Regions from separate parts of the Homo sapiens genome. Here region 2 is linked to region 1. A link is a loop called in an ENCODE intact Hi-C map of the cell type or tissue named here. Cell type or tissue: heart left ventricle. All regions are shown on one strand. Each heading gives the region's core, and the rest is flanking DNA. Links, peaks and the distances in the headings are about the cores only.

Region 1 (10,244 bases), core at 1,474-9,473:
GAGGGGGAGGAGGAGGAGGAGGAGGAGGAGGAGGAGGGAGGAGGAGGAGGAGAAGGAGAAGAAGATTCCCCAGAGCCTCCAGGTAAGAGCTCAGCCAGCCAACGTCTTGATTTCAGCTTCGTTGAGCCCCTGAGAAGAGGAAGAGGAAGAAGAGGAAGAAGAAGAAGAGGAAGAGGAAGAGGAAGAAGAAGAAGAAGAAGAAGAAGAAGAGGAAGAAGAAAAAGAAGAAAAGGAGGAGGAGGAGGAGGAGGAATCCCCAGAACCTCCAGGTAAGAGCCCAGCCAGCCAACCTCTTGATTTCAGCCTCATGAGCTCCTGAGCAAAGCCCAGCAGAGCCCACTTTGACTCCTGACCCACAGAACCATGAGATCATTAATGGGTATTATTTTAAGCCACCAAGTTAGTGCTCCTTTGTCACAGCAGCAACAGAAAGCCCATACAATTGTCCGAGACGTATTGTGCTATAACACAAAGACAGAAATAGAGAAAAAGAAAAACATCAGAGCAGACTGTGGCGAAGAAAGTGCAAGGAGGGATGAGGTCTCAGGCTGGAACTCTCTGAATTGCCACTTACCACCTCCTCAACTCCTGGTCTGGCCAACTCAGATCATCAGGGAACTAAGATGTAACTAGAGAAGTCTTTTCTGATTCCTGAAAAAGCGTTTTTTTCTTTTTCAAATACTGTAGTGGGTTTTTCTGCTCTGAATCAAAGGGTACTAGATTTTAGTCAGTCTGAAAGGTCTGCCAGCTGTGACATGTGGGTGGCTGGAGCTATGAGACACAGCCACAAGGCACAGGGTCTTAGGAGAATGGAGAATGGAAGATGCCCCCTCCACAGCCTTCTACCTCCAGAACCCTCTCCCCTGGCTCCTGCTCCTCTCAGCCCTCTTAGCTTATGTCAAAACTTATTCCACAAATGTCTCCCTTTCTCTATCTGCTTTCCTCCAGGTCACTATCTTGGCCAGATTCAATTTATATTTTTCTTAGAGGCCATCACAATACCTAGAAAATAAATATTACTTTGGGGGAAAGTTATTCTTGAAGGATTTACTCTCCCTTCTCAAATCCCATCTTTCACTTGATGTTGAATCAATTTGAAGTAAAGCTGAAGTACAGGAGGATTATGGAAGGTTTCAGAGGGCATTGTGAAATGTAAAATTCCATCTTCACTCTTCTATACTTCATCCAAGGGCTCTCACTAGCTGAGGTCAGCCAAGGACTTAAGTCACTCCTCAAGTATATTCAAGCTTTCATTTCAATCCAGCAAACATTTATTGAGGGCCTCCTACATGTGCTAAGCTGGTACTAATGGGATTCACTCACAGCAGGGAATCTTGGCACAAACAGTGAAAGTATAATCACCTAATTGAATTGGGACCTTGGCAAGAATATTACATACAGTGTATCCCCAATATCATTGCCCCAGGCAACTGGGCAGCAAAGCCCCTGTACAGAGGTAGGTACACTGCAGTGGACCCCAGCAAACTGCAGTGCACAAAACCAAGGTGTAAGAGTCTTGGCAACCCATTCTCTCCAACTATCTGCCTTGAGCACTTTATCTAGGCATGAGGCTTTGGGCTGTGAGGGCCCCCACAGTAAAACAAAGAGTCTCTCCTCCAGAAGTTTACAACCCCATGGTGGGCAGAGCTGGCTCACAGAGGTGGCCTTGGAAAATGAAAACCTGCCTGTTTAAAGAGCTAGCCAAATAAAAGAAGGAGCTCTTCATTTAACTAGACTCTTTTAGATACTGATCCAAAAGCAGAAGGAAAGGTTTTGTATTTCCAGCTGTCTCATGTCTCTTCTTCTACCTTTCGTCTCAGGGATACTGTCTCTCAAGACAACCAACTCAATATGGAGACTTACAAATTGTTTTCTTTTGGAGCTCAGCATTCGGTGGTGATGGAAGTACAGTCCTGGCAAAAAAAGAAGTGTCACACCGCGGCCCCCACTGTCTACTGCTCAGACTAACTCCCCACCTGTGATAGTCAGGCCATCACTGATGAGCTTGGAGACTGTTCTTTAATGGTGAATTTTTCCCTAAATCTTCAGAAAAAGAATCTATATGTCCACTGTTTCTGGAGTACCTCTTTCTAGAGTGCCTCTCAATGATTTTGTTGATTTATAAAATGGGGATAATGCTCTATATCTTTCTGTAGAGGCGCTTATAAAGATATTTATATAAAGTACCTAGCATAGTGGCTGATAGACAGTAGGCAGGTTTTGTTGCTGTTCTGATTTGTAATGATTACAATCATTCCCAACTGCTTTCTGAGCATTTGTACCTGGATATCTCAAAGGATTCTCAAACTCAACATCTCTAAAACTAAACTCATGGCCTCTATTCCCAAATCTGTCTGCCTATGCTGTATTCTGCTTTTGTCTAGGATACTACCACCCACCCAATTATCCAAGCTACAATACTGTATGTCTTTCTTCTCCTCCTCTTCCCCCTCATTCCCCTCCTCCCCCACTCCTCCTCCTCCTTCTCCTCCCTCTCCTCCTTCTCCTCCTTTTCCTTCTTCTCACTCAAAAATGATTGGCCATCAGGTCCTAACTATTCTGTCCCCCAAAAATGTTTTCAATCCATTTCACTCTATATTAATCCAAGACTATTATTTTCTACCTGGACCACAACAAAAGCCACATAACTCGCCCCCACTGTAAACCATCATCTTCATTGCCTTCTACAACTTAAACCTGATCATGACACCCTCATCAGTGACTAAAGCCCTACAGTGACTTTCCACTATTGACAAGACATTGACCAACTCCTTGGCACACACAAAATGCCTTTCACAATCCAGCCCCTTCCCTCCCTTTGGCCTCATCTTCTGCCCCTCGCCACCAGTATGCACCTACACTCCAGCCATACCCACCTTCCTGCTCTTCCTCAGATGCACCCTCTTTTTCCTTCCTCCATGCTTCCAGATAGTACTGCGTCTGTTTAGGATGCTTTCCCACACTTTTCACTTGGCAAATTTGCCTCTCAAGAGCTGATTCAAAGCGGGGCATGGTAGCCTGGTACAGTGGCTCACACCTGTAATCCCAGCACTTTGGGAGGCTGAGGTGGGCAGATCCCCTGAGGTCAGGAGTTCAAGACAAGCCTGGACAACATGGTGAAACCCCATCTCTACTAAAAATACAAAAAGTAGCCGGGCATGGTGGCAGGTGCCTGTAATCCCAGCTACTCGAGAGGCTGAGGCAGGAGAATCATTTGAACCCGGAGGCAGAGGCTGCAGTGAGCAGAGATTGTGCCACTGCACTCCAGCCTGGGCAACAGAGCAAGACTCCAACTCAAAAAAAAAAAAATGCTGGCCATGGTGATGCATGTCTATAATCCCAGTACTTTGGGAGGCTGAGGCAAGAGAATCCCTTGAGGCCAGGAGTTGCTGAAAAACACAGCAAATCCCATCTCTACAAAAAAATGTTAAAATTAGCTGGGCATGGCAATGCATGCCTGTAATCCCAACTACTCAGGAAGCTGAGGTGAGAGGGTCACTTAAGCCCAGGAGTTCAAGACTGTAGAGCACTGTGATCACCCCCGTGTTAGCCACTGTACTCCAACCTGGACAACACAGCAAGACCCTGTCTCTTAAAAAATAAATAAATAAAAGAGCAGAGCAGGGGTGAGGTGGCTCACGCCTGTAATCCCAGCACTTTGAGAGGCCAAAGCAGGCGGATCACTTAAGGTCAGGAGTTTGAGACCAGCCTGGGCAACATTGTGAAACCCCATCTCTACTAAAAATACAAAAATTAGCTGGGTGTGGTGGTGGGAGTCTGTAATCCCAGCTACTTGGGAGGCTGAGGCAGGAGAATTGCTTGAACGCGGGAGGTGGAAGTTGCAGTGAGCTGAGAACGTGTCACTGAGTTCCAGCCTGGGTGACAGAGTAAGACTCCGTCTCAAAAAAAAAAGAGCTGATCCAAATATCTCCTCCAATTTGAACTTTTCTGACATATGGATCAAAACTAATCTCTCTTCAATATTCCCACAGCATTTTCTAAAGATTTTAATGAGATCTAATTCACATACAGTAAATTCACCTATTGAAGAGTTCTCAGTGTATTATAGGGTATGTAACTATTACCACAATCTAATTTGAAAATATTTTCATGGCCCCTAAAAAAACCATTTCTCATTAGCAGTAATCACTCTTCCTCTCTCTGCCCCAGCCCCAGGCACCTATTCATCTACTTAATGTCTCTGTGGACTTGCCACATAAAGGGAATTCTGTCAGTATGGACTTGCATAGCTCATATAAAAGGAATCATACAATATGTGGTCTTTCGTGGCTGGCTTCTTTCACTTAGCATGTTTTTAAGATTTATCCATACAATACATGTGTCAGTACTTCATTGATTTTAATTGCTGAGTAATATATTCCATTGTATGGATATAACACATTGTCCATCTGTTCATCCATCAGCTGGTAGACATTTGGGTGGTTTCCATTCTTTTGACTATTATGAATAATGCTGCTATGAACACTGTGTGTAAGTTTTGTGTGTTCTGAAACATTTTGCACACGATTCCATTATAACATTCTCACTTTGTATTACAATTATTTTTACATTCTTCCTTATTGAATTCTAAAATTGTCTAAGACTTTACCACTCTCAAGACCTGCCACTGTCACAAGCAAATCTGATGAATACGTGAATGAATGAATGAATGAATGAATGAACAGAGCAAATAATAAATGGATACTCTTTTGAGCAAGGTAGAGCCAGCAGGGTCATATTTATTTTCTGCAAACAAAAGAAGAGTTTTGGCAATAAGCCAGGAAGGCGTTGGCAACATAGGAAGAGAATAACCCTAAACTCAACTAACTAAATAAATATTAACAGCATCTCCCATGTGCATGTGAATATTGCTATATGGCTTCTCTTGTTCTTTCATAGGCATCATATCATTTGATATGTGAAGTTGGCAGGAAAGGCTGCTATCAAAATTAAGTAAAGTGCCTGGTTGAGCGTCTGCAGCACAGTGGAGAGAACAGAGCACTTCCCAAGGCTGCCCAGAGGAAAGTGGCGGGGCTAGGCTGGCTGTCTCCCCATGCCCACCACTCTTCCTTCCATCATACAGACTCCTGTTTCAATATCAAGACCTACATTAGGCCTGGCATGGTGGCTTATGCCTATAATCCCAGTACTTTGAGATGCCGAGGCGGGTGGATCACCTGAGGTCAGGAGTTTCAGACCAGCCTGGCCAACATGGTGAAACCTCATCTCTACTAAAAGTACAAAATATTAGCCAGGTGTGGTGGCACATGCCTGTAATCCCAGCTACTTGGAAGGCTGGGGCAGGAGAATCACTTGAGCCCAGGAGGCAGAGGTTACAGTGAGCCGAGATTGCGCCATTGCACTCCAGCCTGGGCAACAAGAGAAAAACTTCCTAAAAAAAAAAAAAAACACCACATTATTCTAATCCCATATTTGTAGTTCCCTGAAGGTATGGGACATGGATACCCACAAGAAACTGCTACAGACCATACCTCCTTAGTGCCCACACCAAAAGCCAGCAGTTTGGCAACCAAGGGCAGAACGGCTCTTCCCCAGACACTCAGGGCAAGCCCCATTCTCCTTTTGGATGATTGGACATATCATAAAAACTCCCATGAGCTCACCTCCAGAGTGGCCTGGAGTTCACTCCGTGGAGAATATGTCTCGTTCTCTCTGGAGCTGATTAGAAATGCCGAAGTGCACTAAAGGAAGAGAACACGAGCCTGGCTGCTGCTATTTACAGACCTGATAGGCTGCAGCCCCTGAGTGCCTCCAGCCTCCTGACCTTGTGTACCGAGAGCATGGGATGACGTCGCCTCGCTGGACACCTTCAGTCACCCCAGAAGTTCAGGAGGTTCCTGGTGACAGCTCATGGTGTGTGGACCCTAAAATAACTGAGTGAGAGGTGAATATGCTATTTCTAAAAAGTACAGCCTGTTCTGCTTTGGATGCCAGGGGATTATGTCACTGTATCTGTTCCTATCACAAAGGGATGCTTTTCTGGAGCGCCTACTGCGCTGCATGGATCCTGCATACATCAGGGCCAGGATTACCAACCAGGCGAAAGGTAGGACTTTCGCCTTCATCCCAAGTGAGGGATATTTGCAAGCACATAACCAAGAGAACAGGTATTCCAGTGTAACATGTTTGTGATGTGGGAGGAGGCACTGGAATCCTGAAACTCAAAGGACTCCCAGCCAACCGGGAACAGCCAAGAAAGGAGGTTCACTCCCAGGTAAGGACAGCAGCTACTTTTCCCTCAAGCATGTGATAGGTGCCAGCAGGGAGGGGAAAGTGGCCAAGCTCTTTTGCCATTGTGCCAGGAGTAAGGGCATGGTGTCCATGCTCAGCTTCCCACAAAAGGGGAAGAACACATCTAACTGGAGACCACCAACCACAGGCCTGGAAGGAACTTTGAGACAGCAAAGTGAGGTGATGAAGAGTCAGACTCAAGACTCAGGCTGTCTGGGTTGCCTGCTAATTCTGCCATTTCTTAACAGGATGCCTTGGGCAAGACCCCAAAGCCATTGTTGTCCCTGTACAAGAAGGTTAATATTAATATCTATTGTGTAGAATTTTCTAAGGACTAAACGAAGTAATGTTAACACTTTAAAACTTTTTTTAAATTCCTGGCACATTATAATAGGTGTGTATTTGTAATATCAGTGGAACATTTAGACTGTCACCTTCACTCCAGAAGGATTTTCATCTAGCCATCACACGTCACTGCATTTCTGTGTTAATGCCTGGGGTCTCGACAATCAGAAGTCTCTTCATGCTCCAGCTCTTCTAAGACCAGTGGACTAAAGATGCAGATTTTTTTTTTTTTTGAGATGGAGTCTCACTCTGTCACCCAGGCTGGAGTGCAGTGGCGCAATCTCGGCACACTGCAGCCTCCGCCTCCCAGGTTCAGGTGATTCTCCTGCCTTGGCCTCCTGAGTAGCTGGGATTACAGGCACACACCACCATGCCCGGCTAATTTTTGTATTTTTGATAGAGATGGGGTTTCACCATGTTGTCCAGGCTAGTCTCAAATTCCTGACCTCAAGTGATCCTCCCTCCTTGGCCTCCCAAAGTACTGGGATTACAAGCGTGAGCCAGTGCACCTGGCCTTGAGATGCAGATTTTTAAACGGTCAAAAATGTACAGTAAAGCAAAGGCAGGCCCTTCCCTGCCAATGCAGGTTGGAGCCTTTATGCAGCTCCCGACTCTCTAAAGATGAAAAGGCAAAGAATCCTTGTGACTGGGGGAGCTCCGCTAGAAGGAAGCTTAGGAGGGGAGAAAAGAGCCTTTTTCCTCAATTCCTACATATTTCAAACTAAACAATAGATTTCAGAAGTAATCACAATTATCAGTTTCTGTCTGGAGCAAAAAGAAATTTTCTTTGTGACAATGGAGGGCAGGGACATCCTTGGGTCCTAAGGTCTCCAGGGCCCTACAACCTGTTTCAGGATTTTAGGGGGAGGTTTTTGTTTTTGTTTTTGTTTTTAGTATTCATTACAAAAGAAGCTTAGCTTTATACTCAGGGACATGCTCTAAGCCAAATTTCAACCTTGGGCTGCAGGCTGCACCTGTGAAAACAGACTCTTCCACCTCAACCTGCCAAAGCCTGGAGCATGAGCGGCTGTTGCCATCCCATGGCATGTGGGAGGGAGGGGGTGCGCAGGCCTAGGGGAGCATCTGCCACAGCTGGGGCTGGTGGCAGCCGCAAGGGCACTGAGAAGTGAGCCTCCACCATGGCCGTGCTTCTGGCTACAAATGATGCTAGGTGGCAGGATGTCTTCCTACTCCTCTTTTATTATTTTTTAAACTAATTCTATAGCCACAAGAAGCCCCACCTTCAAATCCTGCATCTGCACCTGCTCTCTAGGATTTGAATGTTATCTCTGCAGGAACATCCCTCCAGTCTCTTCGTTACCATTTTAAGACCTAAAAGAAAAGAAACAGAAATGTGTGTTTTCTCAAGAGGAACATCTCAGCAGCATAAAACCAAACGCATACTCAGGAAATGTCTGTTAGGCTTCAAGGAATAAAAATGAATAAGAATATTTTGATATCATGAAGGAGATGAAAAAATACCTTAGGCAGATAGCAGGTGTAATCAGGCCTTCTTTCCTGATCAATAGGAGCAAAGCAAATATTAAATCAGAGTGGGGGTAGGCAACTCATTCCTTCAATTAACAAACACCTGTGTGGCACCTGCCACGCATCAGGCATGTGCTAAGTGCCAAGGAGCCATCGATGAGCCCCACAGAACTCTGCCATCACAACGCTTCCTTCTCAGGGGAGGCCAATGATAGACATGAAGGATGTAGAATTTTGCACAGTGCCAAGGGCCACAGAGGAGAGTGATGCAGGGAAGTGAATGGGTTACCATTTTAAATAGGCCAGTCAAGGAAGGCCTCAGTGAGGAGGTGATGGGAGCACTCTGCAGGGAGTGAGCTGCAGGCTCTTTTGGCAGTGTTTCAAATAACGTGACAGAAACCACCAGGGCCTGGACACAGGAGCATGACTGCTGGGTTTGGGGAAATACTAGTCGGCCCATGGGTGTCCTGAAGAAGAGACAGTGAGGAGGAAAGTGGTAACAGGGGAGATGAGAGGGGAAGCAGGGCCGAGACCACCTGACGCCTTAAATAACTCACCCTTGCTTCCTGGAATCTGGCGTGAGCTGTGAAAATCCACACGTGGTGCTGGGTGCCGGGCATATAGGGGTGAAAAAACCCGTCGAAGATCAACAAATAATCACATGAATAAATGTGAATAAGTTATACCAATTAATATATTCAGGTATCTGAACAAAAAGTACAGGGCCCCTTGACAGTATATTACAAGGTCACCCAAGCTGGAAGTGGAGGGATGTCTCCCTGAGGTCAAGACATCCAGCTGACGTCTAGCAGGTAAACAGGATGTATCCAGGAGGTCAGGGATGAGGATGCAAAGGAGGAGAGAGGGTTGCAAGCAGAGGAGAAGGCTGTGTGCAGGCTCTGAAGTGTGAGAGGCCAGTGGTTCCAGGAGCTAAAGGAGGGCCAACGTTGTTGGAGAGCAGAGGTTCAGGATGCAGGAGGAAGTAGTACCAAGAAATCTGGAATGGAGGCAGGGCCGGATCCCACGGACCTTGTAAACTGTGTTAAAAGATTTTGCACTTTAGAGCAAGGGATACCAAGAGAATTTTAAGTTAGAGAAGGACATCATTTTTTCATGTGCACTTTTAATGGAAAACAGATTTGTAAGGGCAAATGTAAATCAGACCCCTCACAGGGAAGCTCTTGCAGAAAGTCCGCATGAGAGATCCGGCAGGTGGGTCTGGGGCCGCTGTTAGGATGCATTACCTGAAGTCTACAGCACTCTTATCTCATTCCTAAGTCCCAAGCATAAAATGATGACAGGTAAGATATAAAAATAGAAAGCTAAAAGATACAGCCTATTCTCGCCAGCCGCAGTGGCTCACGCCTGTAATCCCAGCATTTTGGCGGGGCTGAGGGGGGTGGATCACTTAAGGCCAGGAATTCAAGAACAGCCTGGCTAACATGATGAAACCCCGTCTCTACTAAAAATACAAAAATTAGCTGGGTGTGGTGGTTCATGCACCTGTAATCCCAGCTATTCAAAAGGCTGAGGCAGAAGCCAAGCACAGTGGCTCACTACTGTAATCCTAGCATTCTGGGAGGCCGAGGCGAACGGATCACTTGAGGTCAGGAGTTCAAGACCAGCCTGGCCAATATGGTGAAACCCTGCCTCTACTAAAAGTACAAAAATTAGCTGGGCGTGGTGGCACGTGCCTGTGATCCCAGCTACTTGGGAGGCTGTGGCAGGAGAATCGCTTGAACCCAGGAGGCAGAGGTTGCAGTGAGCCGAGATCCTGCACCACTGCCCTCCAGCCTGGGTAACAGAGAAATACTCCATGTCAAGGAAAAAAAAAAAAAAAGAGGCTGAGGTAGGAGAATTGCTTGAACCTGGGAGGTGGAGTTTGCAGTGAGCCGAGATTGTGCCACTGCATTCCAGCCTGGGCAACAGAGCGAGACTCTGTCTCAAAAAACAAACAAACAAACAAACAAAGACATAGCCTATTCTCAAAAACGAATTAAACAACGCTGCAACTGAAAATGGGTCATAAATGCAAAGGAGTGAACAGGGCTGAAGCAACAGGTTCCAGGTCTACAAGACAGGAGGCCAGGCAGGAATCCAACTGCTGTGCTACACAATGTTGAAGACTGGGGCTGGCTAAGGCCACTCTACTACTGAAA
Region 2 (10,244 bases), core at 911-8,910, 56 kb after region 1:
AGACAAGATGAACAGAACAAAGCCATCCCTCCCTGGGACCCACCACCAGAGGTCTGGGTCGCAGACACGAAGCTGTTTGACTCCGTTTCAAGAGCCCAAGGACAGTCAACAAATGACAATCTCTTCCAGCCCTGCCCAGCACTAAAAGGGGTGACAGGGAGCAGGTTCTCCAGAAATAGCCTGCTCGAGTTCTCTGTAGTGCTTGCTCTTTTTTTTTTTTTTTTTTTTTTTTTTTTTTGAGACAGAGCCTCGCTCTGTTGCCCAGGCTGGAGTGCAGTGGCACGATCTCGGCTCAGTGCAACCTCTGCCTCCCGGGTTCAAGCGATTTCCGGCTAATTTTTGTATTTTTAGTAGAGACAGGGTTTCACCATGTTGGCCAGGCTGGTCTTGAACTCCTGACCTGAAGTGATCCACCCGCCTCGGCCTCCCAAAGTACTAGGATTACAGGCGTGAGCCACAACGCGCAGCCCGCTCTTTTTCATTCTCTCTTCTCTCAACACAAATGTCAGCAATCAGTTCTAAAAGCTGCTTGGGCTTGACAGGTAAGGAAGCATCCAGTGCAGGGAAAAGGCCCCGAGTAAGGCAAAAAACAAACTCACCTTCCACTCTGGAAAAGAAGAGCAGGAACCCGAGACCCCCAGCCCTTGGTTAAAATCAGCCCTGCTGGAAACAGCTTTGTTGAGTCCATGAGAAGGTGGAGCTGAGACAAGTGGCTGCGTGAGCCCAGCTGCTGTGGAGGAATCCGCTCAGAGGAGATGGGGCTGAGATCATGCATGCCACCAAGTGCCAGCTGCAGGTATTTGGGGAGTATCAATTAAAATAGCATGTAGAGGCCAGGCACGGTGGCTTATGTCTGTAATCTCAGCATTTTGGGAGGCTAAGGTGGGAGGGTCCCTTGAGTCCAGGAGTTTGAGACCAGCCTGGGCTACATAGCAAGATCCCGTCTCTACAAAAAAATTAAAAATTAGCTGGGCATCATGGTGCACATCTGTAGTCCCAGCTACTTGGGAGGCTGAGATGGGAGGATGGTTTGCGGCAGGCAGGTCAAGGCTGCAGTGAGCCTTAATCACATCACTGCACTCCAGCCTGGATGACAGAACAAGACACTGTTTAACAAAGTAATAATAATAAAACAAAGAGGGGCACACGTACTCAGGACCTCCTGAGGCTATGTCATAGGCAAAAAAGTAAATAGATAAAAAGAAAAAAGAATGTAGATGGTAGTAAAGTAACCTCCAGCCAGCCATAATTGAAGGAAAGAATAAGTTAGAGAACCCATCTTCTTTGAAATGCAAAGCAGTTTAAAGGAACTGGTTAATGGTGATTAACAGCCATTGAGGGTTTGAATGAAACCCAGAGAAATGACAGAGTGAGTACTTTCTGCTCCAGCACAAATGATGTTGTAAAAAGGATGGTCAGACCCTCCCTTGGGCTTACCGCTGCTGGAGGGCAGATGTGGGTCAGTCTCACCTCCTGAGCAACATAGCCACCTCCTCTGCTGTCTTCTCCTCTTTATTTATTCATTCATTCAAATCAGAGATGGGGTCTCTCTCTGATGCCCAGACTAGCCTTGAACTCCTGGGCTCAAACAGTCCTCCTGCCTTAGCCTCCTTGGGATTATAGACGTGAGCCACCACACTCGGCTTGCATTTTTTTTGTTTGTTTTGTTGTGGTGGTGGTGGTGGTTTTTTTGTTTGTTGTTGTTGTTTGTTTGTTTTGTTTTGAGACAGAGTCTCGCTCTGTTGCCAAGGTTGGAGTGCAATGGCGCGATCTCGGCTCACGGCAACCTCCGCCTCCTGGGTTCAAGCAATTCTCCTGCCTCAGCTTCCCGAGTAGCTGGGATTACAGGAGCCTGCCACCACGCCTGGCTAGCTTTTTGTATTTTTAGTAGAGACAGGGTTTCACCATGCTGGCCAGGCTGGTCTCGAACTTTCAACCTCAGGCAATCCGCCAGCCTCTGCCTCCCAAAGTGTTGGGATTACAGGCAAGAGCCACCACGACCGGTCTGCTTTTTTTTTAATTAAAAAATATTTAATTGACAAATAAAGATTGACTAATTCAAGATGTACCACATGATGATTTGATGTACGTATACGTGGTATGATCATGGCCACAATCAAATCAGTGTCTCCGCCAGCACCCACGCTGCCGCACGCTGTCTTCCGCAGCTGGAAGAGCTTTTCTCAGCTACCAATAGAGGCCTATTTTGGTTACTTATTTAGAAGTTACCATTATTTCTATCATTAGTGGTATTCTAAGTCTTTTGAAATCAAGTAGCATTTCAATTAATTTTTTTTCAAGATCCAAGATTTGAGTCCTTGGAGAGACAGTGACAGGGATTAAAACTCCAGATTAACTCACTCAAAGATGTTGACTTCAACCCTAGTAAATTCATCTCCACTCTGACTCCTCCCAAAGTTGTTCTCAACCGAAGCTTCTATTTTTAATAACTTTCATTGGTAAGATACTTGAGGGGAAAAAAAAACACAATATTTCCTGTAATGATTCATCACTTCTTCCTGAAAGGGAAGCACTGTTGATTCCTAGAGTACAGGACTGTCTGTTTTAAAAGCAAAGCACTTCACAGCCTAACCCCGTTCTGTTGGATGGGACACACTCAGATGGTAATCACATCCATCTGATGTGATTAAAAAAAAAAAAAAGCAATAAGTTTCTTGACATCGCTGGAAGAGAGCCTCTTGCCTCAAACTTCCTAGTGGCATTACAGTGCTCCAGGACTCCACACACAGTCCAAGGGAAGAGAACAAAAAATACCTCATTTTTATTTCAAGTTTACTCTATTAAGCCGTATGCTTGGCAGTTCACATACATGTCATTTAACAACTCTGGGAGATATCCCATTACTCCAATTCTACAGATAAATAAACTGAGTCTCAGAGAAATTAAGAATTATGACCACGGTTGCACAGCTGACAAGTAGAAAATTCAGGATTTAAGTCCAGGTCTGTATTATTGCAAAGCCTTGGTTCTTTCCAATATACTCTGGAGTCCTCTAAACTACAAGATAGTTAATGGAGAGGGTGGGTCTACCTATCATCACCCAGGAGCTTCTGTAGTGCAAATGTCTTTTTAATGATATATAAATTTTTAAAATATGTTTTAATCCAAAAAAACATGTATTGAGCGCTCACTAGATGAATGACATCGCAGTGATTAAAAGAAAAAAAAGCATCTAGTCAGTAAACACATGATGTCAATTTCTTTTCTTTTCTTTTTTTTTTTTTTTTTTTTTTTTGAGATGGAGTCTCACTCTGTCTCCCAGGCTGGAGTGCAGTGGCGCAATCTCAGCTCACTGCAACCTCCGCCTCCTGGGTTCATGTGATTCTCCTGCCTTGTCCTCCCCCGTAGCTGGAACTACAGGCATGTGCTACCACGCCCAGCTAATTTTTGTATTTTAGTAGAGATGGGGTTTCACCATGTTGGCCAGGCTGGTCTCGAACTCCTGACCTCCGGTGATCCACCTGCCTCAGCTTCCCAAAGTGCTGGGATTACAGGTGTGAACCACCACGCTCAGCATTGTTAATTTTTTAAAGTTAATGTTGTTTGAAACCATAGAGCCATTTCCAAAAAAGTGAAGCAATCACAAGCTGTAAATTCCTAACAAGTCTCTGCAAAGCTAGTGGTAAAACAAAAGGAGCTGAGAAGCTGTTTAAAAGCAAGAAGGGAACTTCAGGTACATCAAGTCCAAATGTCCCTATTTATAGACAGTAAACTGAGGCCCAGAAGAGCCCATGACTTGCCCAGGGTCATACAGTTCAACCATGACAGAGCTGAGCCCAGAGCCAAGCCGGTGGGAGTGGTCAGCTCCAGGACTTCAGCAGAGGCACCTTCTACATAACTTCCCCAAGAACCCTCAGAGAGGCCTCCAGCAATAACATAGAATTCCGATCCTGAGGGAGTTCTAACAGAGATCCCTATGGCCCCCGGCAAGCTTCATCATCACAATGTCCTCTTCAGTTAAGCTCTCTAACTTTGGACTGAGGCCCAGTTGCTAAGGATCAGTGGCCAAGCGTGTGGAGAGCGATAGTTAATTTTATGTGTCAGCCTAGCTAGGCTCTGGTGCCTAGTTGCTTGATCAAACACCACAGCTTGGTGCAGTGGCTCAAGCCTGTAATCCCAGCACTTTGGGAGGCTGAGGTGGGAGAATGGCTTGAAGAATTAGATACCAGTCTGGGCAACCTAACAAGACTGAGTCTCAAAACAAAACAAATTAGGCCGGATGTGGTGGCTCATGCCTGTAATCCCAGCACTTTGGGACACTGAGGTGGGCAGATCACTTCAGGCCAGGAGTCCGAGACCAGTCTGATCAACATGGTGAAACCCTGTCTCTACTAAAAATTAAAAAAAAAATTAGCCAGGCATGCTAGTGCACACCTGTAGTCCCAGCTACTTGGGAGGCTGAGGCAGGGGAATCACTTGAATCTGGGAGGCAGAGGTTGCAGTGAGCCGAGATCCCACCACTGCACTCCAGCCTGGGTGACAGAGCAAGACTCTGTCTCAACAACAACAAAAAAAAAATTAGCTGAGCATGGCAGCACAGGCCTGTACTTAAGAGCTACTTAAGAGGCTGAAGCAGAAGATCCCTGAGCCCAGGAATTGAAGCTACATTGAATTACGATGGTACCACTGTACTCCGGCCTGGGCAACAGAGCAAGACCTCCACTTTAAACAAAAAAAAAATCAAACACCAGTCTGGATGTCACTGTGAAGGTATTTTTTAGATGGGACTAACACTGAAATCAGTGGACTTGAAGCAGATTGTCCTCCATCATGTATGTGGGCCTCACCCAATCAGTAGAAGGTCCTAAAAGAGTAAAGATTGAAGTTTCCCCCAGAAGAAATTCTTTTCCCTGCCTGGCCAACATGGTGAAACCGCATGCAAAAATCACCCAGGCATGGTGGCAGGTACCTGTAATCCCAGCTACTCGGGAGGCTGAGGCAGGAGGATCACTTGAACCCAGGAGGTGGAGGTTACAGTGAGCCGAGATCAAGCCACTGCACTCCAACCTGGGTGACAGAGTGAGACTCAGTCTCAAAAAAAAAGGGAATTATTTTCAAGACTGCATCATAAAAACCCTGCCTGCATTTCCAGACTCCTGCCCTGTGGAATTCAGACTCAAGACCAACATCAGTTCTCACCTGAGTCACCAGCTTACTGGCCTGCTCTACAGATTTCAGACTTGCCAGCCCTCACAATCACATGAGCCAATTTCTTAAAACAAATCTCTCTCTGTCTCTCTGTCTCTCTCTCTCTGTCTGTCTGTCTCTGTCTCTGTCTCTCTCTCTCTCTCTCTCTCTCTCTCTCTCTATATATGTATATATATATATATATATATATATTCAAGGATATATATAAAATCAAAAATCCAATATATGGATTATATATGTATATATCCTATTGGTTCTGTTTCCCTGGAGAACCCTAACACATGGAGCATGAATGAATGGTGTGACTCTAGGCTGAAAATGGGAAGTGGAAAGCAGATAAATTAGTGAGTGCCCATCTTGTGAAAGGCACTATGCTAGCATCATGTTCCAGGGTACAAACTCTGCCCCTACCCTCAAAAAGCAGAAGTTGAATAAGGCTTCAAGGCTGAAGACTGGCATACGAGGCAGATTATGTCACCCTCCTTTTTGAGATAAGAGCACTGCAGCCTTGAGAGATTCCAGAACTTGTTCAAGCCTCAGAGCTGCTGTGTGGAGCCAAGATTCAAACCCCCATTTGCATGACTCTGAAGGCACAGTGTTTCCATTTCACCACAGCCCTGATTTATCTATGATGTCTCCGGAGTCAAAAGGGGGAGAAGGCTTCAGGTAAGATGGAGAGGGCCACAATGTCAAATGCTTCTAAAAGGTCAAGGAAAGAAGGTTGGATGGTGCTGGGGACAGGGGAGAAAAGCTCCATCTGCTGCCCCAATTCAAGATATAAACAACTGAAGGCTTCCCATGGTCAGTTCCAAAATAAAGGTATCTCTGACCCATTTAGAAAGAAAAGGAGGCACCTTCTGAAATTTCTCCTGGAAGGACTCAACTGGAAATCATGCCTAGTGATATCAAAGAGTCAGAAATTTTTTTTGGAGACTCAAGTGATCGGTAAAATGTAAATGGAAGAATAGGGTAAACAAAGCTACAAAGAAGGAAGTCCTGGTAAAAGTACAAAGAATAATAAGTATATAAGAAACAATGGGCCGGGTGCAGTGGCTCACACCTGTAATCCCAACATTTTGGGAGGCCCAGGCGGGTGAATCACCTGAGGTCAGGAGTTCGAGACCAGCCTGGCCAATGTGATGAACCCCCCATCTCTACTAAAAATACAAAAATTAGCCAGGCGTGGTAGCACACGCCTATAGTCCCAGCTACTCGGAGGCTGAGGCAAGAGAATCACTTGAACCCGGGAGGCGGAGGTTGCAGTGAGCCAAGATAGCGCCAGCCTGGGTGACACAGTGAGACTCCATGGCAAAAAAGAGAAAAAAAAGAATATAAGAAAGAATGAACAGAATGTTGAATTATAGAAATGTTAAATATTATTAAATCTATGCCAATGTATTCCACACAGGCCAATTTGTATTTGGTATGCCATTATAAATTATAAGTAACAAGCAACCGGTGTTCCCAGGATGATTTTCCATGGATAAGAAGCCCTGTGTTCTTAGTATATGGGTCCTCTGAATTAACTATAGTGGGTTCACAAAGTTTATTCAAATGGAGTCATCACTCTTTCCTGCCAGCCCAGCTACTGGTCATTGCCCAGCTGATTAGAGCCAGAGGTCTTCCCTCTGCCAGATTCAACAAGAGGGAGCATGAAGAATGCAGTCTCTTATTTACAAGCTGTGAAGCCTGCAAAAACTTTGCCGAGTGTATCTGTCCATTTGGTGATAACTGATCTCCAGTGGCTCAGAAAGGGCGGTTGTTTGGGTTAGCAAGTATAGGTGTCTGTCCTGATTTTCTGCTCTCGCAATGCTTCCATTTACTTCAGCAAATGTGGCCTGGTGATTCACTGGAGACCAATGGTCATGTGGGCTACTCCCTGGAAGGAACTCAGAGGTGGTGTTTGGAGACACATGCAATCTTTGAAAACCCATACTGGCCCAAGTCTCAGTATCTTGTTAATTCCTAAACCGATTAATGAAGCATTACTCAGAGTAAAAAGAAGTTATAGCCTCTGCCAAAGTCCAAGCTTTTGCTCACAATGTTTGGTTCTTGCATTTCCTTCAGGGACCTCTCAGCCTAGCCCACAGCACCAAGGTCATGGATCCCCGAGCCTGGAAACCTGAGCTCTATACTGACGAACCACAACCCAACCTTTCTGAGACTCAGTTTCCTCAGCTGGACCTCAGTCAAGTCTCTTCCATCTCTAAAGTTATATGAATTGATGATTTAAGTGAATAAATGCAGTGTGAGGTACCTAGATTTCCTTAATCAGACAACACCATGAAAAGTGTTTCCACCAACACCTGAACCACCAGCAGTACAAATAGAAACTGCATATTCTCTCAGAAAACACAAGAGAATCAACCGAAAAAAAATATGAGAATTTTAAATGGTTCTGGGAAAGAGGCTTACTATACTCTTAATGAACATGACAATCCATTAGAATAAACTAACATCAAAAAGTATTGAACACCTAAGAATAAACTTAACCAGAAACATGCACAAGATCTACAGGAAGAAAAGGTTAAAATTCTTATGAGGGACACAGAAAAAAAAATTTTAACAAACAAAAAAGACATACTTCATCTTGGACAGGAAGACTTAATAAAATTAAGATATTAATTCTCCCTAAGATAATCTAAAATTTTAATACTATTCCAATAAAAATACCAACAGGATTTTTTTGAAAAGGAACAAGCTAATTCTAAAGTTTATGTGGAAAAACAAGTAAGCAAGAATAGTGATCAAATTCTTATTTAAAAAATAAGATCAATGAAAAGGAGCTGGCCTTCTAAACAGTAAAATACATGCAAAGTATAGTCATGCACCACACAATGACATTTTGGTCAAAAATGGACTGCATATATATGAAGGTGGTCCCATAAAATGATAATACTGTATTTTTACTGTACATTATCTAAGTTTGGATATGTTTAGATACATAAATACTTACCATTGTGTTACAGTTGCATACAGTATTCAGTAGAGTCACATGCTGTACAAGTTTGTAGCCTAAGAGCCATAGGCTATATCATTATAGCCTAGGTATGTGGTAGGCTAAACCATCTAAATTTATGTAACCACACTCTGTGATGTTCACACAATGATGAAATTGCCTGATGTACTTCTCAGAAAGTATTCTTGTCGCTAAGTGAGGCATGCTTATATAATAATCAAAAAAAAGTATGAGATTGACACATATATAAACATATCATTGGTACAAAATAGATAGAAATAGACCCAAATGTATATGTAAATTTATATTAAATATATATCCACATAAGAATTTATAAAAGAGTACATATACATATGAGAATTTATATAATTTTGACTTTCTATTTTCAATCAGTGGGAGGGAAATGGATTTTTCAGGAAATGATGCTGTGACAATAAGGTTGCCATTTGGACAAATGTTGAATATATATTCTACATGTTACAACAACCAACAACAAAAGTTCCAGATTTAAAAAACAATGCAAACCTCAAAAATAAAACCATAAAAATACTAGAAGAAAACACGGGATTTTAAAAAAATCATCTTAATGGTGGGGAAGGCCTTCCTAATATTATACAAAACTCCAAAGTCATAAAAGAAAAGACCAATAAATTGAATTACTTTATGAAAGAAAAGATCATCATGACTTTTTAAAAAGTATAAACAAAGTAAAACAAAAAGCCAGAATATATGTATATATATTTCAAGTATATTTCAGACAAAGGGCTGCTTTCCTTAACATGCGAAGAACTTCTCAAATCAATGAGACTGATAACCCAATAGAAAAAATAAGTAAAGAAAATGGACAGAGATGGGCAAAAAGTTCACATAAAAGGAATTACACATGGCTCCTAATCATAGGAAAATATGTTCGACTTCGCTCACAATAAGAGAAATGCAAAACAAAACTCAGAGAATCAAGACTGACAAGATCAGAATGTTTGACACCAGACTTGTGTGAAAAAGAAAAAACACTCTTGTCCATTGCTGGTGGGAGTACAAATTGGGGAAACCTCTGTGAGAGCAATTTGGCAATATCTATCAAAATGAAAAGTAGATACCCTTGAGTCAGTAATGCTGCTTCCAGAAATTCATTTTACAGGTATATTTGCACCTGCGTGAAATGACACAGATAAGGGATATTAATTGCAGCATTACTCAAAAAAACCAAAGGCTGGAAACAAATGTACTTAAATATGGCACTGATTAAATAATGACCTACCCAGATATGCTAAGTGAAAAAAGCAAAATGCAAAGCAATGTGTATAGTGCGCTATCCTATATGTCAAAAAACTGGAATATATTGTGTGTCCCTAGTCAATGCATACAATCCATGCAAGAAATAAGAAGTTATGGTTAGGCGCGGTGGCTCACGCCTGTAATCCCAGCACTTCGGGAGGCCTAGCCGACAGATCACTTGCGGTCAGGAGTTCAAGACCAGCCTGACCAACATGGAGAAGCCCCATCTTTACTAAAAATACAAAAATTAGCTGGGTGCAGCGGTGCATGCTTGTAGTCCCAGCTACTGGGGAGGCTGAAGCAGGAGAATCACTTGAACCTGGCAGGTGGAGGTTGCAGTGAGCCAAAATCACGCCACTGCACTCCAGTCTGGGCGACTGAGGGAGACTCTAGCGAAAAAAAAAAAGGGGGGAAGGAAGGAAGGGAAAGAAAGGAAAGAAATGAAAGAAGAAGAAGGAGGAGGAGGAGGAGAAGGAGAAAAAGAAAAGAAAAGAAAGAAGGAAAGGAAAGGAAGAAAGAGAAAAAGAAGGAAGTAACATCTGGGAGAGGAACTGACTGACTGAGGTAGAGGGGTGAAAAGAACAATTTTTTTTAGTGCATTCTAACTTACAACTTTGTGATTTTGTACTAGCCAAGAAATTTTAATTAATGCAAAGGCCAAAATTGCAGCTTCCAAGACAAGACCTGCAGAATCCAGTTCTCTGGGGGAGTTATGGACTCTGCGATTTTCACAAGCCCTGTGTGTGATTCTCGTGCACATGGGAGTTGGAGAACCCCTGACACAGAGCATCCTTGGCAATGCACACTTATCAAAATAATAATAGCAACAATGATGTAA

The links. A loop is a pair of places that touch in the nucleus more often than their neighbours do. Peaks named below come from ENCODE experiments on the same cell type or tissue, not always from the same donor. Only the 100,000 strongest peaks of a DNase experiment are listed, where the experiment ranks them.
Region 2: it touches region 1 in a loop (4-fold over the local background); 18 of 110 quality-filtered maps call a loop at or near these places.

What each region holds. Positions count from the first base shown.
Region 1 is chr18:22,263,454-22,273,697 of GRCh38, reverse strand. LOC105372018 (a long non-coding RNA gene) reads left to right here and starts at 5,895. Exons shown (of 3, transcript XR_001753369.2): 1 at 5,895-6,235. In heart left ventricle, for the core only: no CTCF peak of the experiment used is centred there; DNase peaks (open chromatin) are centred at 5,797 and 7,647; H3K4me3 peaks cover 3,550 bases; H3K27ac peaks cover 5,264 bases.
Region 2 is chr18:22,207,225-22,217,468 of GRCh38, reverse strand. It overlaps LOC105372017 (a long non-coding RNA gene), which reads right to left and starts at 1,570. Exons shown (of 3, transcript XR_935279.3): 1 at 1,438-1,570; 2 at 600-790. RefSeq lists an enhancer at 986-1,635. In heart left ventricle, for the core only: no CTCF peak of the experiment used is centred there; no DNase peak of the experiment used is centred there; H3K27ac peaks cover 547 bases.